Regions from separate parts of the Homo sapiens genome. Here all the other regions are linked to region 3. A link is a contact called in ENCODE Hi-C or POLR2A ChIA-PET data. All regions are on one chromosome and are shown on one strand. The core of a region is the stretch at or near the end of the contact, and the rest is flanking DNA. Distances in the headings are between cores, read along the strand shown. Region 1 overlaps TADA2A (transcriptional adaptor 2A). Region 2 overlaps ACACA (acetyl-CoA carboxylase alpha). Region 3 holds the start of C17orf78 (chromosome 17 open reading frame 78). Region 4 holds the start of DUSP14 (dual specificity phosphatase 14).

Evidence for each region. Hi-C counts contacts between places; a loop is a spot of excess contacts on that map. ChIA-PET counts read pairs that join two places held with the same protein, here RNA polymerase II (POLR2A). Pooled maps may share reads with other maps.
Region 1: a loop to region 3 is called in a map of ovary, with 5 times the contacts of the local background. The contact joins the enhancer-like site here to the promoter of C17orf78 in region 3. A Hi-C loop is called at or near these places in 1 of 168 maps with a recorded cell type or tissue (ovary), 1 of 37 single-sample maps with no recorded cell type and 9 of 50 pooled maps. POLR2A ChIA-PET finds 5 or more read pairs at or near these places in 9 of 52 experiments (AG04450, GM12878, IMR-90 and 5 more).
Region 2: a loop to region 3 is called in a map of mammary epithelial cell, with 4 times the contacts of the local background. The contact joins the enhancer-like site here to the promoter of C17orf78 in region 3. A Hi-C loop is called at or near these places in 5 of 168 maps with a recorded cell type or tissue (Caco-2, Calu3, K562 and 2 more) and 5 of 50 pooled maps. POLR2A ChIA-PET finds 5 or more read pairs at or near these places in 3 of 52 experiments (HEK293, PC-3 and WTC11).
Region 4: a loop to region 3 is called in a map of GM12878, with 7 times the contacts of the local background. The contact joins the promoter of DUSP14 here to the promoter of C17orf78 in region 3. A Hi-C loop is called at or near these places in 4 of 168 maps with a recorded cell type or tissue (CD4-positive, alpha-beta T cell, GM12878, IMR-90 and 1 more), 5 of 37 single-sample maps with no recorded cell type and 13 of 50 pooled maps. POLR2A ChIA-PET finds 5 or more read pairs at or near these places in 6 of 52 experiments (A549, HEK293, MCF 10A and 3 more).

What each region holds. Positions count from the first base shown.
Region 1 is chr17:37,443,601-37,449,296 of GRCh38, reverse strand. It overlaps TADA2A (transcriptional adaptor 2A), which reads right to left. Exons shown (of 16, transcript NM_001166105.3): 8 at 4,529-4,601. Among named protein-coding and RNA genes, the nearest start is that of TADA2A, 40 kb to the right of the region's middle. Within about 2 kb of position 1,381, at least 3 of the 41 ENCODE cell types and tissues checked have a DNase peak (open chromatin) inside an H3K27ac peak, as active enhancers do.
Region 2 is chr17:37,271,082-37,276,649 of GRCh38, reverse strand. It overlaps ACACA (acetyl-CoA carboxylase alpha), which reads left to right. Exons shown (of 56, transcript NM_198834.3): 8 at 601-699; 9 at 2,351-2,457. Among named protein-coding and RNA genes, the nearest start is that of SNORA90, 29 kb to the right of the region's middle. Within about 2 kb of position 3,087, at least 2 of the 41 ENCODE cell types and tissues checked have a DNase peak (open chromatin) inside an H3K27ac peak, as active enhancers do.
Region 3 is chr17:37,372,477-37,377,635 of GRCh38, reverse strand. C17orf78 (chromosome 17 open reading frame 78) reads right to left here and starts at 1,651. Exons shown (of 7, transcript NM_173625.5): 1 at 1,486-1,651. The coding sequence starts at 1,543. The region is part of intron 1 of ACACA (acetyl-CoA carboxylase alpha); the gene reads left to right.
Region 4 is chr17:37,488,002-37,493,304 of GRCh38, reverse strand. It overlaps DUSP14 (dual specificity phosphatase 14), which reads right to left and starts at 3,414. Exons shown (of 3, transcript NM_007026.4): 1 at 3,347-3,414. RefSeq lists an enhancer at 1,529-2,314.

The DNA.
Region 1 (5,696 bases), core at 132-2,631, 72 kb before region 3:
GTAATCCCAGCACTTTGGGAGGCTGAGGCGGGTGGACCATGAGGTCAGGAGATCGAGACTATCCTGGCTAACATGGTGAAACCCCGTCTCTACTAAAAAATACAAAAAATTAGCCAGGCATGGTGGCGGGTGCCTGTAGTCCCAGCTACTCGGGAGGCTGAGGCAGGAGAATGGCGTGAACCCAGGAGGCGGAGCTTGCAGCGAGCCAAGATCGCGCCACTGCACTCCAGCCTAGGCGATAGAGCGAGACTCCGTCTCAAAAAAAATAAAAAAAAAAAACAGTGAAATCACTATAAGTGAAAGGAACTGCCAGTAGGTGAATATACAGAGACCAGGCTGGACCTCTGCTCTACTAATTGTTAAAGGATTTAAAGGCTAATAATATGTGCCAAAGAAATACAATTTGAAAAATACAGTGAAAGGTGAAGGGGTCCACAGATCCAAGCCTAGGAGAGAAAACTTTCTAAAATTACCTTTCCAGAACAGAGGGAGAAGAAATTGTGAACTGTACTAAGGTGCAACCCTGAGAAGTACTGGAAACACAGACCCAACACATAGGAGGAGCTCATCATATCTCTTGCTTGCCTGGGTTATGGGGCAACAATGACTTGGAAGACATTACAACCAGGACTTTAGGATCCTGAGAAACTCAGGGAAAGAGTACTCTAAAAATTTAGGAAGAATTTTTACAAATGAAAGGAGATGGGGAAAGAGATGGCAGCAAGAAGGAACTACACTAAGCATGTGCATTGAGATCTCACAACATACATGAGACAAGACAGTTCTAAGATATGAGTCTTCTCTCTCTCTCTTTCTGAACCAAACATTTCTGCTTATTTCAATAAAATATGAGTAAGTACCAATTAGGGATCACGGAACTTCCTTATTTTTCCTTGGATACTGCTTCACTTGCAGTATACATTTGAAATACATTCTGAAAGCCTTCTGGTATGGCTGCAATACAATTATCCCTCCATTGTGTCCCAGGTCTCTATAATGAACCATGCAAACCAAATTTATTAAACAAATTCCATGATTCAAGGCAAAAATCTTTGTGTGGGTGAGGAAAAGGTCTTGGTGGCATCAGCCAATATTCTGGATAGGTTCTAAATACAAAACCCAGCCAAACAGTCTGCAACCTTCCAGTAGTTCTAAATGAGGAACCATAAAAATAATGTTGTTAATGCTCAGTAATATTAAGAGCATAATGGTATAATGGAATGGTAACAACACAAATCTGAATTATGTACCATGTTTCATTAGAGACATTTACACTCTGACTAATCAGTGTCACCTCTTCTTTAATGGCAGAGGACATAAAGAAACAGCAAGCAAGATTCCAAGCACTTACTCATGATTATACCATGACTCAGAAGCAAGCCAGAGGCTGAATCAGTGTCCTGATTTCTACAAAATCTGTGCCCCTCTAACTGTTCCAGGTGTGCTTATAAAGCCCCTTTTCATTCCTTCCTGACTTTCCATGGGCTCCTAGTGCACTTCACTGAGTGTTCTGCGAGTGACAGCTCAGGGACAATATGCTCCTGGACATGGTCATGCTGCCACAGGAGCTGCTGTAAAGACTCAGAGCTGTAAACAAAATACCTCTCTGTGGCATGAGCAAGTCATTCCTTTGGTCTGTAGTGCTGACAAGCTTCTTTAAACTGTTATCATCTTTTTTATTTTTTAGAGGTGGGGGGTCTCACTTTGTTGTCTAGGCTGACCTTGAATTCCTGGGCTCAAGAAATCCTCCCACTTTGGCCTCCCAAAGTGTTAGGATTACAGGTGTGAGCCAACCATACCCAAATCTGAAGTGTTATCATCTTTTTAAAAGCATTCATTTAGGGCCGGACGCGGTGGCTAACCCCTGTAATCCCAGCACTTTGGGAGGCAGAGGTGGGCAGATCAGTTGAGGCCAAGAGTTTGAGACCAGCCTTGCAAACATGGCAAAACCCTCTCTCTACTAAAAATATAAAAATTAGCTGGGCATGGTGGCGCTAATCCCAGCTATGCCAGAGGCTGAGGCACGAGAATCGCTTGAGCCTGGGAGGCAGAAGTTGCAGTGAGCCAAGATCACGCTACTGCGCTCCCGCCTGGCTAACAAGGTGAGAGTCTGTCACAAAAAAAATAAAAAATAAAAGCACTCATCTAAACATCTTACAGTTTACTATGGGGCAGAGGGAAAGAATTATTATTTATGTTGTGTTAAAGCTAACTATGTATAAAGATTAATAACATAAGTTCCAGTTATAGCTCAAATGAAAATCAATAATTTACAGGGCTATAGAAACTTCAGGGAGAGTACAAATACCTAAAGTATGTTATGGGTTTGAAAAGCTAACTGAACTATAAATTGCTGATCAATCAGTTGCTTCTGTTTCTTTTTATCCCCACTTAATTACAAAAAGGACCCCAAGTGAACCAGAAGGAACTGCAAGTCCTACTCCCATGAAGAATGAAGAATGAAATTAAACACCGACCATTACTATAGTTTTCTTAATAATGTTGAGAAGTATGAATGAAGACCTTGGATTAGGCTCTAGAGAAGTGATTCACCAAGTCAAGCCATTATTAACATTATAGATGTTGACTTTAAAATTCTGTAAAAAATAAATATATAGGTAAAAATAAAAAGCAGGGAGGAGGAGGAGGAAAAACAATAATAATATTTTAAAAATTTGTTTTAAAGGTTTTTTTTTTTAGAGACAGGGTCTCACTGTGTTGCCCAGGCTGGTCTTGAACTCTCGGCCTCAAGTGATCAGCCAGCCTCGGCCTCCCAAAGTGCTAGGATTATAGGTGTGACCCACCATGCCCAGCCAAAAATTTGGTATTTTTGAGCAGAATCTAAAAGAATGATATTTATGAAGCTGCCCCTTTTGTGCAGAGTAGTCTGGCATTCTATAAGAAAGATACAAGCCAGAAAACAATACCATTTCAATTAAAGCTGGTGTCTATGAATGGCAGTCTGCATACTACCTTCAAAGGGAACACCACAAGAGGTGAGAAAAGATAACATGAGTCACTGGGATTGACGAGACTGACACGGAAGACTGAACAAATACAATGGATTTAGTTAATGCTAAAGTAGTTTGCTTTCAAGCTTTCCTCTTTTAGTTCAATCTGCGTCACTTTGACTTTCCTTAAAGTTGTGTGGGAGAAAAGGAGGAATAAAATGTTGCCAAAAAAAAAAAAAAAACCCCCCCAAAAAAAAACCCACCGCTCAAGAAATGTGTAGAGAAAAATTTCTTAAGGTAAAATTTTTAGGAAGACTATTTCTTTATCTTAGATCTGGTATAACAAATATCCAGGCAGCTCTTCTATGGAGAGAAAAGAATCAAGTTCCCCTTCTAGGGACAGTGTACCAGTCCATGCAATATGAAAACTTGATTTATAATTTAACAAGTATACTCTACTTGTCTTTCCTGCCTGGGATGTAAATTTAACAGAAATCATGAAGATGCTCTTTGGGAAATACAGATTCCAATAGAGAATTACTGATCTACTGTATCATATTCAATTCTGAACTAAAATTAAAAAAAAAGTATTGGGTATTATTATGTAGTATTAGTATATATTAGTATGTAGTTCACTGAAAATGGAAAGAAGGAAAAAAGGGACTCAAAGTCTAACTATCTACTCTTAACAGCTCTTTGGCATTCACCACATAAGTTTTAGGAAAAGAGTTAACATAAACCCTTAGAGGGCTAATCAAAGATTAGAATTCAGCAATGCTGGGGCAGGCGTGGTGGTTCACGCCTGTAATCCCAGCACTTTGGGAAGCTGAGGCGGGCAGATCACTTGAGGTTAGGAGTTGCAGACCAGCCTGGCCAACATGGCGAAACCCCATCTCTAATAAAAAAACAAAAATTAGCTGGGCATGGTGGCAAACACCTGTAATCCCAGCTACTTGGGAGGCTGAGGCAGGAGAATCCCTTGAACCTGGGAGACAGAGGTTGCAGTGAGCCAAGATCGCGCCACTGCACTCCAGCCTGTGTAACAGAGTGAGACTCCGTCTCAAAAACAAACATAAAAAAGAATCCAGCAGTGTTGAAAATTCAACAGTCCTGAGAAACAAGAAATTCCCCATTTGGGCCTAAAAACTCTTGAGGAATTTCCATTCTTTTTCCTTGCTAGGGGAAATTCCGGGTAACAAAATATAGTGAACATTTAGTGATAGCAGTTGCTAGTGAAGTCCCAAGAATTCAAACTGATTCCCTTCCTTCTAAGAATGCAAGTGAGGGCCATTTAACCAATTACCTTAGTGTAGATTTACCTCAGATAAAAGTAAAATCACACAGTCCAACAGATATTTCCTACTACTATTATATAATCAATATTTTTACCCTCATCACAAGTCTTATTCACTGTGGTCAAAATCCAACAACACAGTAAGTTCAGCAACTTAACCACTAGATTTCTGAATTCTATAAGGGCAGGGGACATGTTCTATTCATCCTTCAATTCCTAGCACCCAAGACAGTGTCATCACACAGTTGGCGCTCGATAAACATTTGACAAAATAAACTGTTACCATGTAAAATGTCCGAGTCATCTTCAACAAAATCAATGTCTCTCAAGTCCCATTCTGCATAATTGTCAAATTCCTGTTTAGGGGAACAAAAAAATCCCCACCCCAAACCCATCGGCTTTGATTAGTGTCTTTACAGCAGCCATGCTTTAGAAGTAAACAGAAAAAACACAAGCAAACAGTTGTTTAAAAAGTCTAAATATGGCAAAAGGCCACAATACTGGCACAGGTAATAGGAAGTCATGGGAAAAATCTAAGAGGCTTACAAGCAGTAGTGACAACAAAAAATTGGAATAGTTATGAGTTTAGGAATGAAGCTAAACATACTGCTCTAAAAACTAAAATTAGTCTGAGCTGGGCACAGTAGCATGCACCTATAATCCCAGCTACTCAGGAGATTTAGGTGGAAAAATCACTTGAGACCAGGAGTTCAAGACTGCCTGGGAAACAGAGCAAGAGCCTGTCTCTGAAATAAATAAATAAAGTCAATTCATTCTTTTTTTTTTTTTTTTGGAAACAGGGTCTTACTCTGTCACTCAGGCTGGAGTGCAGTGGTGTGATCTTGGCTCACTGCAGCCTCGAACCCCCAGGCTCAAGTGATCCTCTTGCCTCAGCCTCTCAAGCAGCTGGGTCTACAGGCATGTGCCATCACACTCAAGTTAATTTTTGGTTTCGGGTTTTTTTTGTTGTTGTTGTTGAAGAAACAGCGTTTTGCCATGTTGCCCAGGCTGGTCTCAAACTCCTGAGCTCAAGCAATCCGCCTGCCTCAGCCTCCCAAAGTGCTGGGATTTACAGGTGTAAGCTACCGCATTTGGCCAAACTATCTTTCAAGTTGTGAATTAGATGATAAATCAAGAGACTTGTGGCTACATTCACATGTCTTTTAATTCCATAGCTGAGCAAGGAACATATAGTTTTTATACACATTCATCATTCTTTATATACTTGTGGATATAGTACAGGAATCAGTAAACTACTATTCAGCCTACTGTCTGTTTTTGTACATAAAGTTTTACTGGAACACAGGCGTATTCATTTATTCTTATATTATCCCATGCTGCTTTAGCACAATAATGACAAAGTATAGTTACAATAGAAACTTTATAGCATACTAAACCTAAAATATTTACTATCTGGCCTTTAATAGAATAAGTTTGTCAACCCCTGATAC
Region 2 (5,568 bases), core at 1,838-4,337, 100 kb after region 3:
TCAGCACCTGTGCATTTAAGCATATAGGTGATACTCCTACAAGTGAGAGATACTTCTTCTGACTTTTCTGCTGTCATTATACCAGAGAGAAAAACAGAGGTTATATAGCTCAAAGTATTTTTCTCTCGGTCTCAGAGACCTTAAACAATGAAGATTATGTTTTGTAAACCTTTTTAAAGATGTCTCCTTTTTGGGTTCCCCTAAGACCAAAGAGCGTATACTATTTCAGACTTGAATCCTAAAACTTTAAAGTCCTTATTTCAGGATATTGACTTAAAAAAGAAGACTTTATTGATCTGGTGAAGTTGGATCATGAAGAATGATAACATTATAGCTAGATTTGTCAAAAATTTAATTCAGCATACATTTATATATATTGAGCTCTCACTCTGCACAAAAAGCTTACTACATTAGGTTTTACAGATGGTACAAAGATAAGTCAAAGCATAATAGTCCCCATAATTTATGATCTCCTTGATATGTGAGGGGTGGGGGGAGGACAAGACAAATACATAAATAGCTATAATACAAGGCAACTACATGTGCCAGAAATGAGGCCAAGGTGTTACAGTCAGGATTCTTTTCCTGTTTCGTTTTTAGGTCCTCCAAGCCAGGCCATGTGGGCTTTAGGGGATAAGATTGCATCTTCCATAGTGGCTCAAACTGCAGGTATCCCAACTCTTCCCTGGAGCGGCAGTGGTAAGAACTGAATTCTTGTTTGTATCTTGAAGTACAGAATAGCTCAGTAGGATATTTGGGACTTACCTCTTTTGAAAAAGTATTGGTATACTTGACAAGAAATGGAATACTGGTTGATTAATGGTACCTTGTAGCTCCTAGCTTAATTAATACACCTGTGATTCTTTTAGTAATATAAATTTAGTTCCAGGTACACAGATGCTAAATTGTGATCTGGAGTGATCTTGTGAGTTAACTTAGAAAAACTCTGGGAAAACATGTATATGGTTTTGTGGGTTTAGATGTACTCTGGGTAGGCTAGAATCTTCCTCAGAGGTGGGCTTCCCAGGGGGAATTGGGTCTTCAGACCTGCCTGGGAGTAGCCTGGATCACTAGGAAAAACCTAAAACCCACTTACTCAAATGTTTCCTTGCCAATGTTTTTTTTCTTTTTTTTTCTTTTTTTTTTTTTTTTTTGAGTTGGAGTCTCACTCTGTTGCCCAGGCTGGAGTGCAGTGGCATGATCTTGGCTTACTGCATCCTCCACCTTCCGGGTTCAAGCAATTCTCTGCCTCAGCCTCCCGAGTAGCTGGGATTACAGGCACCCGCCACCACACCCGGCTAATTTTTGTATTTTTTTGTAGAGACAGGCTTTCACCATCTTGGCCAGGCTGGTGTTGAACTCCTGACCTTGTGATCTACCTGCCTTGGCCTCCCAAAGTGCTGGGATTACAGGCATGAGCCACCGCGCCTGGCGCCAATGTTTTCTTGATATCAACCCACAATCTATTGATGATTTGATTTGACTGTTTAAAAACCATTCAACCTCAGTTGCCCTTGATGCAGAAAATGAGGTCAGTAATTAACCTTTCTTCCAGGCATGCCAGAGGGGCAAGAATTTTCAAAAAGTGATTTATTCTCAACACATCCCTTAAACAGTTCCATGTGAATTATTATAGCTGATAACAATATGAACCTTTTTTTTTTTTTCTTAAGTACTCAAGCACTGGGAACAGACATACACTAAAACCTCTTTTAAATGGGAATGACCACTGTCTTGAGGCTGAACAGATTTGAACCCTTGTTACTCTGGCTCTCCAGGGAGATTGCAATATCCTCTCCAGATCTGCTGGGTCAAATAGTTTAAAATAAAAGGTTGAATTTGTTCTTGTTTGAATGGAGAGGCTATAGTGTTCCCCTTATGGCTGAGTACAGGGACGTTCAGAGAGCATGGAATCATGACTCTGCTGAGGCCAATAAAACCGCCATTTCTATTTCCAAGGGCTCATAAAGATTGAATTATTTCCCAGACCTCTTGGCCCTGGAGCAGGCCTGAACACACAGTTTGAAGGTATTTTGCCTGCTGAGTTGCTGTGAGAAGTATGCTATGTTCTTTTTTTGTTTGTTTTGATCTTGTACGTCTTTGCATTTTTATAAGTTGCTCCCTGTTAGTTCGGCTGGCTTTTGCCAGCGTTAAGAACCCAAGTTGCCGGGTCATGCTGTGGCTAAATCCTGTTAACCCCAAGGACTGATCAGGGTTTTATGGCATCCTTCTTTCTCCCATCCACTCTCAGTTTTGGGTAAATATGATAGCATTTCAAAGAATGCAGAGCAGAAAATTGACAAGAGCAGAAGATCTTGTAATTGCCCTAAGTTGCTATTGTCTGTTGCAGGTCTTCGTGTGGACTGGCAGGAAAATGATTTTTCAAAACGTATCTTAAATGTTCCCCAGGAGCTATATGAAAAAGGTTATGTGAAAGATGTGGATGATGGGCTACAGGTAGGTTACTAACTCCAGGGAGTGATACCTTTCAGCTGACCAGTTATAGTCACAAATGTGGAGATTGGGAGCCTGGCTCGTGATATATACCCAAGGTGGTGTTAGGGATGTAAGACCAGGAGGTGTAGTTTGAAAGTATAGAATACGCTGGTTTCTCTTTAGATTGCATAAGTCTTTTGCCTTTAAAAAGTACAGATTGAGGAAGTGACTTTAAATGTAAACAATCTAAATTCATTTTGAAGCAGGCTGCTCATCTGGACAGAACATTTCTTAGGTGATTAAGTCAGAGTTTTAAGGAGGTGCTGATTCTCTCTCTCTCTACCACCTGTTAGTGTGTGAGGGCGGGGACAACAAACAACATACTTTTTCTACTGGTTGAATTCAGAACCAAGAAGCCAGGAAGCAGAGATCAAACAGTCAGCTTTATTATGAACAGAGATGTTGATGAAAATGGCTTAAGTGTGTAGCAACATTCAGATTTGTAAACTAAACACCAGAGTTAAGCAGGCTCACTCACCCACTGGTTACTGGCAGTGCTGAATGACCACAGATTTCCCTCGACAGAGAGAGAGAGCTTAATTCAGCTTAGTGTATGGCTGAGAGCTGACAAAGAGCATATGTCCTGTGCAGTGGGCTGATCCCAAAGGGGAAAAGGCTGAGCTATGCATATTCAGTCCCTCCTTCCAAGTTGACCAATCACATAATTTATTATTTTTCCCTTGGGGAGGAGCAAGGGAGTGAACCAAGAAAGACTGAAAGTGTTACTCTTAATTATTGTCTATCCATGTAGAAATGTGAACCTAGGCAAAAGGAGATCCTTTCCCCAACATTACCTTTTCTTTCCTTACAGTTCCCTCCAATTTGTTCCCCTTTCACTTTTATAAATAGTTTAAAGTGTTGGTTATGCTTCCAGGTATAATGAAAGATAATGAAAGAGGCTATTGTAGAAAAATACACTGCTTGAGTTTGACTTGTGTCATGTAAATTCAAGAGGGATGCTGAATGTTCAAATAATTTTGTTGTATTGTTTGCATTTTAAGTTAAACATCCTGTAATCTCCTTAATAAGAAGAATTAATATTTCTAATTGAATTTCAAATGCTTTATTTTGTTTGTTATAATTTGCAAAAGAGTAGAAGCTCTTTGTAAGGAACTAGCTATTCTAGCTATTTTGCTTATCGACTAACATTCTTTTTTATTTTTTCTGGTTATAATTATAAACAGCATTTTCTGGTAGAAAATTTGAAAAGCCAAAGATGATGATAAAGCCACATGCAAACACACCATCCAAAGATAATGCCCATTAACCTATTCATTTTTTTATCCCTTTTCAACTCATAGATTTATATCATATACAAATCTTTATTAATAGATTCCTATACTTATAATTATGATAATTATAAGTTTTGGGTCTTACTATTTGTATTGTGTTGGTAATCATAATACTTTTTTCTACTTAATATTTTTTTGTCCTTCTACCTCCCCGCTCCTTACTTAACATTATATTAAAGTGTTAAAATTCTTCCAAAATATTTTTAATGGGTGACCTGTGACTAAAGCTTTCATATATTTTTAAAAGGCCTACCTTCTTACTTACTGACCTCCTATGGGATACCCCCTTTTTTTTTTAAGTCTTTCTCTTTTTTTTAAGCTATCTCTTTGATCATCTATCACTCAGCAATTGAGTTCATCATACTAATTCTGTTTATATGAGCATAGAAAAGAATAAAGAAACATTAGAAAAGGTGAGACTGTGCATAAAAGATTTTCATTCATTAAGTAATCGATTGACATAGATTAAAAATTGAAATGTTCTTTTTCTGGGTGATACTTATTTTATTTTATTTTTTTGGGTTGGAGTCTCACTCTGTTGCCCAGGCTGGAGTACAGTGATGCCATCTTGGCTCACCGCAACCTCCACTTCCCAGATTCAAGTGATTCTCCTGCCTCAGCCTCCAAGTGGCTGTGATTACAGGTTACCGCCACCATGCCCAGCTAATTTTTGTATTTTTAGTGCAGACAGGGTTTCACCAAGTTGGGCTGGCTGGTCTCCAACTCCTGACCTCAAGTGATCCACCCACTTTGGCCTCCCAAAGTGCTGGGATTACAGGTGTGAAGCACTGGGCCAGGCCTGGTGATACATTTTAAAGATATTCTTATAATGTAGCAAAACCTTAAAAGACTGGAATATTTTGACAAAGGAATGACTTGGTTATTTTATTGAAACAGGGTCTCACTTTGTTGCCCAAGCTGGAATGCATTGGCACGATCTTGGCTCATTGCAACCTTTGCCTCTCAGGTTCAAGCAATTCTCGTGCCGCAGCCTCCCGAGTAGCTGGGATTATAGGCATGCAGTACCACGCCCAGCTAATTTTTTGTATTTTTAATAGGGCCAGGGGTTTCACCATGTTGGCCAGGCTGGTCTCGAACTCCTGACCTCAGGTGATCCACCTGCCTCAGCCTCTCAAAGTGTTGGGATTACAGGCACGAGCCACTACGCCCAACCCCACTTCAGCTTATTTTAAGTGAACTCCTTATGTCTTTTTTTTTTTTAATTGTAATACATGGATGCCTGCATACTATAAGCAAGAAATTCCAATAATGCAGAAATACATACAGTGAAAAAGGAAAGTTTTATATCCACGCATCTTTCTTTGTTTTTTGTTTTTGTTTTTTTTGAGATGGAGTTTCGCTCTTGTTGCCCAGGCTGGAGTGCAATGGCGTGATCTTGGCTCACTGCAACCTCCACCTCCCAGGTTCAAGCGATTCTCCTGCCTCAGCCTCCCAAGTAGCTGGGATTACAGGCATGCGCCATCACACCCAGCTAATTTTGTATTTTTAGTAGAGACGGGGTTTCTCCATGTTGGTCAGGCTGGTCTTGAACTCCCGACCTCAGGTGATCCGCCCGCCTTGGCCTCCCAAAGTGCTGTGATTACAGGCGTTAGCCACTGTGCCCGGACCCATTCTTTTCTAAATCATTGCTGGTATGTACTCTGGACTTCACTTCTTTGCACTTACATGTGTGGGTGTATGAATGCATATATAATTTTGTTTTTGACCCATGTGACATTACTTTAGATTGAACCATAAGAAATTGCCTATATTCAGTCAT
Region 3 (5,159 bases), core at 402-2,901:
CAGGATGGAGTGCAGTGACGTGATCTCCGCTCATTGCAACATTCACCTCCTGGGTTCAAGGGATTCTTCTGCCTCAGCCTCCCGAGTAGCTGGGATTACGGGCATGCACCACCATGCCCAGCTAATTTTTGTATTTTTAGTAGAGATGGGGTTTCGCCATTTTGGCTATGCTGGTCTCAAACTCCTTACTTCAGGTGATCCACCTGCCTTGGCCTCCCAAAAGTGCTAGGATGACAGGTGTGAGCCACCACGCCCGGCCCTCAAAAAAGAACACCCAGCCAAATACATACAAAGTAGTAGTTGACCTAGTATAAAGAATACTGTGTACCAATCTATTACCCTTAGGACAAAGAAAGGTCAAATAGAGTTAAGAAAATTTACTAAGTTAATGAAAGTCTAACCAACCCATTTCCTTAAATACTGCTTATTTTCTCTTCTCCCTCCTATTCTGTCTTCTTTCTTGTATTAAATAAAGCTTTTGGAGATTTATATTGTCTGACCTTGGTATCTCTATAGGTTTCCACAGAACCATAGGTCTTAGTTATTTATGCTTTTTGGCACATAATTCAAAGGGTTGTGACATTTTTATAATTTGTCAAATTCGTTACTGCTGCACTTTGTGCCATTTGGTCTTAATTCTGATTAGCTAATTTTATTTTTTTATTTTAATTTTTTATTTTTTGAGACAGAGTCTCATTCTGTTACCTAGGCTGGATTTCAGTGGTACGATCTCAGCTCATTGCAACCTCACCTCCCAGGTTTAAGTGATTCTTATGCCTCAGCCACCCGAGTAGCTGAGATTACAGGTGCATGCCACCATGCCTGGCTAATTTTTGCACTTTTAGTAGAGATGGGGTTTCGCCATGTTGGCCAGGCTGGTCTCGAACTCCTGACCTCAGGTGATCCACCAATCTTGGCCTCCCAAAGTGCTGGGATTACAGTCATGAGCCACCGTGCCCAGCCTTGATTAGCTAATTTTAGAGATGAAATGTTTATGAAACTTTGAAAACTCATATTTTAAATAAGCAGTTACCAAAGAGCAGCAAATGATGCCATTCCACCCAATATCACCCTTTCCCTCAGCTCTCCCCACCCAAGAATATCACCGTCTAGCTATTTACATGTACCAACTTAAAAAAGGCAACATCTTATGAACAGTATGAATTTGGGAACCTTAGGTGATGACAATACTGAAACTCTAAAGAAAGCCATCCAACAGTGAAAGGACTTTTAATGTTAATTACATGAACAAGACATAAGAATGCATCACATTCTCTGAAGACCTCTCATCATGAAACAGACAGCTATCTCTCTGGAATGAATAAGTTGCAGTCCTTCTTAGAGGCGAGTGGATACATGGGATTAACTCTGGAAAGTATTGCTTGCTGGATATCAGCTACATCTCTATCTGGTGGAAGAGACCCCGAAACTCTTTCTAGGCCTCTCTCTGTATTTTCCAGGAGATTAGGCTAGAGAATTACATACCTTTCTTGTTGGCATCATAGGATGCAATGATTAGGCTGAAGACCAAGATGGTATCCATGTTAGCTTGAGCACATGCTCATTGCAGACAGACCACTGCTCATCTGTCACAGCCCTTGATAGCTCTGCCTCTAGTTGCTTTCACCACACGCAGCTGGAACCAAGTTTGACCCTGAGAGACTCTGATTCCACCCTGATTATTTTGCCCCATTTCCTGAAGACCCAGGAATAGATCTAATTGGAGAAAGGGCTAATTCTGCTTATTAATAATTCACTCAGACTTCTTCTGACTTCGCTGCCGGTGCCGACATAGAGAACTAGATTACCTAGAGGTTTCTCGAGCAGGAAGGCCATAAACGCCCATTGATATGCTTTACAAATACTTGCAGATAGACACGTAGACATTTACATGCATGCTCACTGACACAGGCACAGAGATTTATATACTTTCATGAAAAGATGTGGAGATTTCTAGTAAGGAATATAATTTCTAGAGCAGGAATTATAGAAATAGAGCAGGAAACTAGGACTAGGAGTCAGTACAATTGAGTTCTAGTACAGGCCCTTTTATGAGCTATCACCTTGAGAAAATTACTTGACTTCTTGGGATCTAAATGTTCTCTTCTATAAATTGAGAGTCCTGAACCATATGATCTCTTTTTTTTTTGAGGCAGAGTCTCGCTCGGTCGCCCAGGCTGGAGTGTAGTGACACGATCTCGGCTCACTGCAAGCTCTGTCTCCCAGGTTCACGCCATTCTCCTGCCTCAGCCTCCTGAGTAGGTGGGACTACAGGCGCCCACTACCATGCCTGGCTAATGTTTTTGTATTTTTAGTAGAGACAGCGTTTCACCGTGTTAGACAGGATGGTCTTAATCTCCTGATCTCGTGATCCACCTGCCTCGGCCTCCCGAAGTGCTGGGATTACAGGCATGAGCCACCGTGCCTGGCCTTTTTTTTTGTGAAATGGAGTCTCGTTCTGTTGCCCAGGCTGGAGTGCAGTGGCATAATCTTGGCTCACTGCAACCTTCATCTCCTGGGTTCAAGTGATTCTCCTGCCTCAGTCTCCTGAATAGCTGGGATTAAATGTGTGTGCCACCCTGCCGGCTAATTTTTATATTTTTAGTAGAGACAGGTTTCACCATGTTGGCCAGGCTGGTCTCGAACTCCTGACCTCAAGTGATCTGCCCCCATCGGCCTCCCAAAGTGCTGGGATTACAGCCGTGAGCCACCCCAGCCGGCCGTGAACCATATGATCTCTAGAATTAATCCAGTTATATATATAAACTCACATTAGCACAGACATACCTATTGAGTTTTGCACATCTTCACACTCCTGAATAGTGAAGTGAGTATTGGTGGACAACATTCTGATGACCATTGGGCTGAGAGGTTGTGAGGAAGAGCTAAATACGGCAGGTGAGTGGTACTGTCTGTGGCTTGGGAAGGTTTTCCTAGACAGATAACTGTTGTTGAAGATTTTTCCAAATTTGTATTTTTTTAGTGTCTAGTGTAATAATCTGTAGACTTTGTCATGGCATAGATAGATGGAGCATAAAAGAGAATGAAGGGCCGGGCGCGGTGGCTCACGCCTGTAATCCCAGCACTTTGGGTGGCTGAGGCGGGTGGATGACCTGAGGTCGGGAGTTCGAGACCAGCCTGACCAACATGGAGAAACTCCATCTCTACTGAAAGTACAAAAATTAGCTGGGCATGGTGGCGCATGTTTGTAATCCCAGCTACTTGGGAGGCTGAGGTAGGAGAATCGCTTGAACCTGGGAGGTGGAGGTTGCAGTGAGCCGAGATTGCACCATTGCACTCCAGCCTGGGCAACAAGAGCGAAACTCCGTCTCAAAAAAAAAAAAAAGAAAAGAAAAAAAAGAGAATAAAGATCTACCCCATCTTTATCAAACTCTACAGCTTCTTTGGTCTTGTTTTATTTTGGAGATGGGCTATGTTTTGTAGAGACACAGTCTCACTGTGTTGCCCAGGTTGGTCTCAAACTCCTGAGCTCCAGTAATCTGCCCACCTTGGCCTCCCAAATTGCTGGGGTTACAGGTGTGAGCCACTGCACCCAGACTAGAAAACTTTTTAAAAAAGTTTTGCTATGAGAAAGAAAGCAGAGAAATGAGGCCACTGACTAGAGGGAACATAAATGCCTCACATCTTTATTGGTCCAAGGAAATCTTTATTCATCCTCCCCACCCTCTTGCCTCTGGCTGCCTGCTTCTCTTAGCAGAGGAGGTGGTTAGGGCAGAGGGGCTCCATTGCCTTCCTTGGGTTTTGTGATTTTTGCTTACTATTTCCTTAACATGATGACATGATTCTCTGCTCCCCTGAGGTATTATCACCTTCCCTCCTGTTGCTCTATTTGAAACTCTCTGTACATTAGTTCCTAGATGCCACGGTACAATGCTGCCACCTTGGAGCAGGAGTAGGAATTGATCTGAGGGCTTGCTGTTCTCATCCAGTGTCACAAGGTGGCAAAAGAGCTCACTTTTCCCAAAAGAGACCTTGTGCTTGGCGAAAGATGAAGTCTAAGAGTTTTCTTTGATCACCTCGCAGACCCTACCCTTTTCTTTTGTAACTTAAAGACTCTAAAGTCAGCCTGGGCCAGGCACGGTAGTTCACACCTGTAATCCCAGCACGTTGGGAGGCCAAGGCGGGTGGACACTTGAGGTCAGGAGTTCAAGACCAGCTTGACTAACAAGGTTAAACCCTGTCTCTACTAAAAATACAAAATTAGCCAGGAGTGGTAGCGCATGTCTCTAATCCCAGCTACTTGGGAGGCTGAGACAGGAGAATCATTTGAACTCAGGAAGCAGAGGTTGTGGTGAGCCAACAGCACACCACTGCTCTCCATCCTAAGCGACAGAGCAAGACTCCATTTAAAAAAAAAAGTCAGCCTGCATATTGGAGTAGGCCATACTGTCGGGGGCAGAGCGGTGGAAGAGCTGCAGTCAAAATATCCAGGAGTAGGCCGGGCACCGTGGCTCACGCCCATAATCCCAGCACTTTGGGAGGCTGAGTCAGGTGGATCACGAGGTCAGGAGTTCAAGACCAGCCTGGCCAACATGGTGAAACCCCATCTCCACCAAAAATACAAAAATTATCTGGGCGTCGTGGCACATGCCTATAGTCCCAGCTACTTGGGAGGCTGAGGCAAGAGAATCACTTGAACCCGGGAGGCGGAGGTTGCAGTGAGCCGAGATTGCACCACTGCACTCCAGCCTGGGTGACAGTGCGAGACTCCATCCTCCCCCACCAAAAAAAAAAAAAATCCAAGTGTAGACAAATAGATCCATGTTTCTATTATTTCTAATAGACTATTTCTCTACTCCTAGATATTTTGACTGACTTTCTAAGCATTTGGAATATCAGTGGAGCAGAGTATATCTCTTCTGATCTCCTTTTCCCACAACAAAAACATCAAATTTAGCAGGAAAAAAGTTATGAGTTTTATGACATATGCAGTTCAGAGATATGGCGTTGGAAGAGAGTAGGAACTAGGACCAAATGGATGAATCAGGATGGGTCTGCAGAAGGAGCACTTGACAGGAAGCCAGGAGGCCTACCCTAGGCTCTTTAATTGACTAAATCAATTTGAACAGGTCACTTGTCTTCTCTTGGCCTCTATTTCGGTTTCTGTAATGAGGTGGTTAGACAAAATGGCTTACAAG
Region 4 (5,303 bases), core at 2,165-4,664, 110 kb before region 3:
GGTAATTTGTGGTATGTTCATAAGACAAAAATGTACTAACTGGGCTGGGTGTGGTGGCTCACACCTGTAATCCCAGCACTTTGGGAGGCCCAGGCAGGAGGATCCCTTGAGCCCAGGAGTTCAAGACCAGCCTGGGCAATATAGTGAGACCTTGTCTCTAAAAAAATTAAAACACAAAAACTACAGGCATAGGCAACGATATGGATAAATCTTTTAAAATAGCATGCTGCAGAAATTTAAAAAATTATATATGTGCGTGTGTATATACATACATACACACACACATACATACACATACACACACACACACACGATGCCGGCCAGAAGGAAGGATTCACAAGAGTATCTACTTTTAGTTTGCACTGAGGTTAAAAACAAGCAAAATAAAACTATGTCAATTAGGGATTTATATTTAGGGGATAAAAACTATAGAAAAGAAGGAAATGATTTCCATAAAAGTCAGGGTAGTTTCTGGCTAGGACCTCTGGGGGAGGGAGAGAGTGTGGAGTCAGATTCTTGACCTGCAAGACAGTTACACTTATGTTTTCGTTAAAATAATCCATCAAATTATCCATTTGTTTTAGACACTTTTTTACATAATTCACAATTCAATAAATCTAATGTTGATTTCTGGGAATTCAGAACCATGACAACAATTCTGGCCAACTCTCTCTGAATGTCACTATTTGCCTGTCAGCTTCATAAGGTCAGAGACCGACCTTACTTGCCTTCTTCCTCTGTATTCAGGCACAGCACCTTTAGCATGGTAAAAGTCCTCGGTAAATGTATAATATATAAATCCACAGAATCCTGACATGAATTTTGTTTTAACCCATCCATTTCCTGAAATTACCGGTTTGAAGGGTGCCCACATTAACACTTTCCTTTGTCTTCACCCAGGTGAAGTGAAGCTTTCATAAATAATAAAGCCATCTTAAATGTTAGCTCTGTAAGTTTATACCCAGGCCTTGGTTGCTTTAGCAACTCTCCCTGTCTTCCACTCCCTTTGACGTTTCTTTATAAGCAAAGACAAGACAATAGGCTAGTAGTCCTAGATTTTTTTTTTAAATAGGAAAGTTTTATTCAGCACCTAAGAGTAAAACCTAGGATCGTAATGATTCTACTACTTTGAAGTTGTTTAAAAGGGGTAATTTGCCCCTTGCCCTGGGAAGTAACACCGTCTATCAGGATTATTAAAACTTTACCAACAGTTGTACTTAAACACATTACTTGTTCTTGACAGAAGCCAAATCTTTATAAACAGGACAAGTCAACTTTAAAATAATTAATTTCGGTTAAAAAACCACTTTGTGCAAACGGACATTTATAAAAATGCTTAGAAAAGTCTAAAAAGATATACACAAACCGATCAAGATGCACTCGGCAGTTACTTTTGAGGAAGAGGTTCAAAAGAAAGCTTTAACCTTATTAGTAAAGTTTAAATCTCACAGAGAATGGTTAATGTATTTCTTGTGATTTTGGGAAAAGCATTTTTAATCCATTTTGCCTTAAAATCCCAATTGCAAAGGAACCCATCAAACATAGCCCTCCCTAAAGCCCACTTTTTAAAAATGTTAAAGTATTAAAGGATTTCCTGGACTTACATACTTGGCTAGTCTTTTATGATATGAATATACATTTATGCCATTCTATTAATTATTATTACAGAATTCATACCTGCAGTCAACCGATATGAAAGCTTTCAGATGAGAACTCAGGACACACACGTTCAACAGTGACATTAAAACGACTTGGAATGAAGGAAACTGTCTCCAGTTTTATGGTGGAAAGCCAAAAATACCAAGCAACTACCTCTCCTCCCCCAAGCGTCAGAAGATGAGTCAGAGCTGGAGGCAGGAATAGGGCCCATGTGTCAAGCCTCCTGTGCAGGGCTCCTTCCTACCTCCTCGTGGCAACCCTCGTCCCTCCCTCAGGTCAGGGTCTCTGCCCCGGCCTGTCCCTGATGTGAAGTGTCCCTGATGTGAATTCTCAGGCGTCTCTGGCGAAGAAGAGGCGTTCACTGTGGGGGTGCCTCCTTCCCTGCATTTCTCAAGGGAACCAAGACTGGGGGCCTTTATGAGTCCACAACAACTAACAATAACCAAATCGCAGCTCAAGGGAGTGGAGCTTCCAGACACACGCACAACTCTGCAAAGAATACAGCACCTTTGTTCCCCTGGTTTTAGAGAGCAGGAAGGAAATGAGCGGAGAGAAACTGTGACTTGTCCAGTGTTACTTAACTTTGTGGCAGAGCTGAGTCTCAGGCATGGAGCTGCCGGCTGGCCTCGGCCTCTCTGACTCTTAAGTGATCTGTAGAATGTCAGGGAGGACGGTCCAACATTCCATCATACTTCTGAGTGGCCTTAGGGACTAGGAATTCCAGGAGACTCTGGGTTAAATCTCTTGGTCCCTATTCTTTTAAGGTTACTAAGGATACCCGGAGTTTGCTCTTCGCCTCCGTTTTTACATCTGTAAAACGGGATGGTAACGCTCTCCACCCCCCTCTCTTATAAAACGATAATGAACAGCTAACGAGTTAACACACACTAAATGTCCGGAGGTCCTGCTGGATAGAAAGTACAAGGTGGTTTTAAAAAAAAAAAATCTCTGCATGGTAAAACTGCATTTGTAAGTCGCTCCTCCTTCCCTAGCCTCTGGGATGCCCAGTTACCATAACACTGGCTGGTACCACTGGCAACATCCACCTAAATAAAATACAGTTATACAATCCACTTAAGGCGGCCACAGCACGCACCCCCTCTTTACAAACAACAACTCAACTTCGCTCCGGAGCAAGGGTACTTAGGAGAAATAAAAAGACAGATGTTAGCACCGCGCACACCCATCTACCACCGCAGAGAAAGACTCAAGTTGGACACTTGGCATCGCTGAAAGTCAAGTTGCTTCTATCCATGCACCAGAAACCTCGGGGAGATGCAAAAAGCGGCGGCGCGCTCCAGAGCGGGTGGATGCCAGCGAGAGTAGGCGGCCTCAGCGGGGTCGGAAGGCGACGGAGGAGGCGCGGCCGAGGCTGCTGGAGCCCCGGGGCACAGGGACAGGGTCGCGGGGGCGGCGCGGCGCGGCGGGGGAGCGGCAGGGGGCGCACGCTCAGGGCCGGCGAGGGTGCGCTGCGGAAGGTCTCGGGCCTCTCCTCCGCGGGCCGCCCCGAAGAGTCAAGGACCGCCAGGGAGCAGGTGGGGGCGCCGGCACAAAGTTTCCAGAGGCGGGGTCGCGCGGGCCTCTGGGTCCCCCTGCGCCCAGGGACCCGAAGCGCGAAGTCCCGCCCTCCCGCCCCACCCCAACACCTTCCCCACAACCCCCACCCCCGGGCCTGCGGGTCCCCTACCGGCGCGGCGCGGCGCGGAGCGGGTTGCGGTTAGGGCTCCGTCCTCCTGCGCGGCCACCGGCTTCTGCGGGCTGGGCGCCGCGCGCGCCGCCTCCTCCTCCCTCCGCCCGCGCCCGGGGCGGGCCGCGCGCACGCTCCCTGCGCCTGGCCGCCCTCTCCCGAGGTGGGGGGACGCGACGCGGGGCGGGGGGACGCGCGGGGCGGCAGGCGGCGCGCGTGCGCGCTGGGCTTCTGCGCCGTGCGGTGTGGTCCGGGCGCGCCCTAGCTCCCGAGGCAGCAGCCTCCCCTAGAGCGCTCCTCCGTGCAGGTCCCCTGGTCTCTTACCCTGCCTCACACACCGGCGACCCCTCGCTTCCCCAGTCAGCGTCTGCGTATGAGCCGGGCTCGAGGCGGGCTGCGGGGGCGCTCTGCTGGGGTGCTTTCGGGATTGGAGAGGATTAAAGGCGAGAAAGCAAATCCGATACAGGTGTGAAGCCGCCGCGGGTGGCTCGGGACGGCCTCGACCCCACCCCACCGCCTCCCTAGCCCGGAGAGCCCGGGGGTTGGGACCCAAGAGCGAAGGGAAAATCAGTAGCGCGGCAGTTCCTGGCTGACGCTTGCTGGAACAGGTACGGGCAGCCGTGGCGCCCGAGACCCGGAGGTGAACATGCAACCTCCGTGCGCATCTCCACCTGCTCTCGCCACGCCAAGGTGCCGTCCGAGTCTCGGAGCCCACACCCACCTCCCGAGTCCCCGAGGCAGGGCAGGGGTTCTCCGGAGCGCAGGCGGGACACGGGCATTTGAGGGCTCATTTGCTGTGTGACTCTGAGGGTCTTTTAAAATTCAGGTCTGCCCATCTGTAACATAAGTCGGTGCGAAACGGACGTTTTCCAGCACAGCCCCGCCTCCCCTCCGCCTCTGGCAGGTGAAGGGAGACACGTGGGAGGCAAAGCGACTTCCTCAAGGCTCTGCCGTGAGTCAAGGCACCTAAGAGTCCTGACTCCATGCCCAGTCCTTGACTCACCAGCCCCTGCTCCTCGCCGTTGCAAATGGTTGGCCTCAGAATTGCTGAGCAGTCAAAACGAGTAGGCATGGGTTTGCGGGGAGGGGTGGAGGGGAGAAGTAAAACCCGCGTTTGGGGTTTACATCTCCCGATGTCCTCAACCAAAAGCTTTGAAGCTTTTTCATGTTCTTCCCGATCTCCACTGCCCAACCGGCTTCAGAGTCATCCGGTGCGTGCTGGACTATCTAAAAGTTAGTGATAATTTTAATCATAATCCTGGGAAACGAAAAAGGCCCAGACTAGAGAGATTTATTTTCGTCTTCGTAAAAAGAGAATCAAAGCTTTAAAATTAGGCAAAATTAATCTAAGAGAAAACAAAGCAGCATACTTTGCTAGATTCAGGAAACCACTGAGTTCAAATCGTGCCTGGGAAAAGCATCTTCCTAAAACTAAATTGTGACGTCAGTTCACTTAGTGACTTACTTGTTTACATGCCAATACGAAAAGAGCAAATCTCTAACAGAAAGGATTGTGTGTTTTCATTTCTGCTCAGCACCCCCTAGTCCTTGAAGCTTCAGTCAATTCAATGACTCAGCAACACAAATAGATGCATCCCTCTTCACATTCCAGCTTGTTACACTGTAGGCAGGTTTCCAAAACAAGCTCTAGTGACAAGGAGCTAGGCATTTTCATGGATTATGGGAACTAAACCTACCATGAAGAGTCAGTGAAGAGGGAGGTGGGCTAAAATAGAGTTTGTGTTGTGTGCGATGTGCGTGTCAAGATTTAGAGATTTAGAGATTAAGTAGAAAGAAGTGCTGGAGTCAGACCATTTAATGACTGTACAGACATGCCCTGGGGTAGGGAGGCGGTTTATGCCTTTACAGAATGTGGAAGTGCGGGCTTATACATGCCTGTACCAAAAATGCAATTTGAAGTTATTCTCTTCTGGACCAGCACTGTCCAGTAGAACTT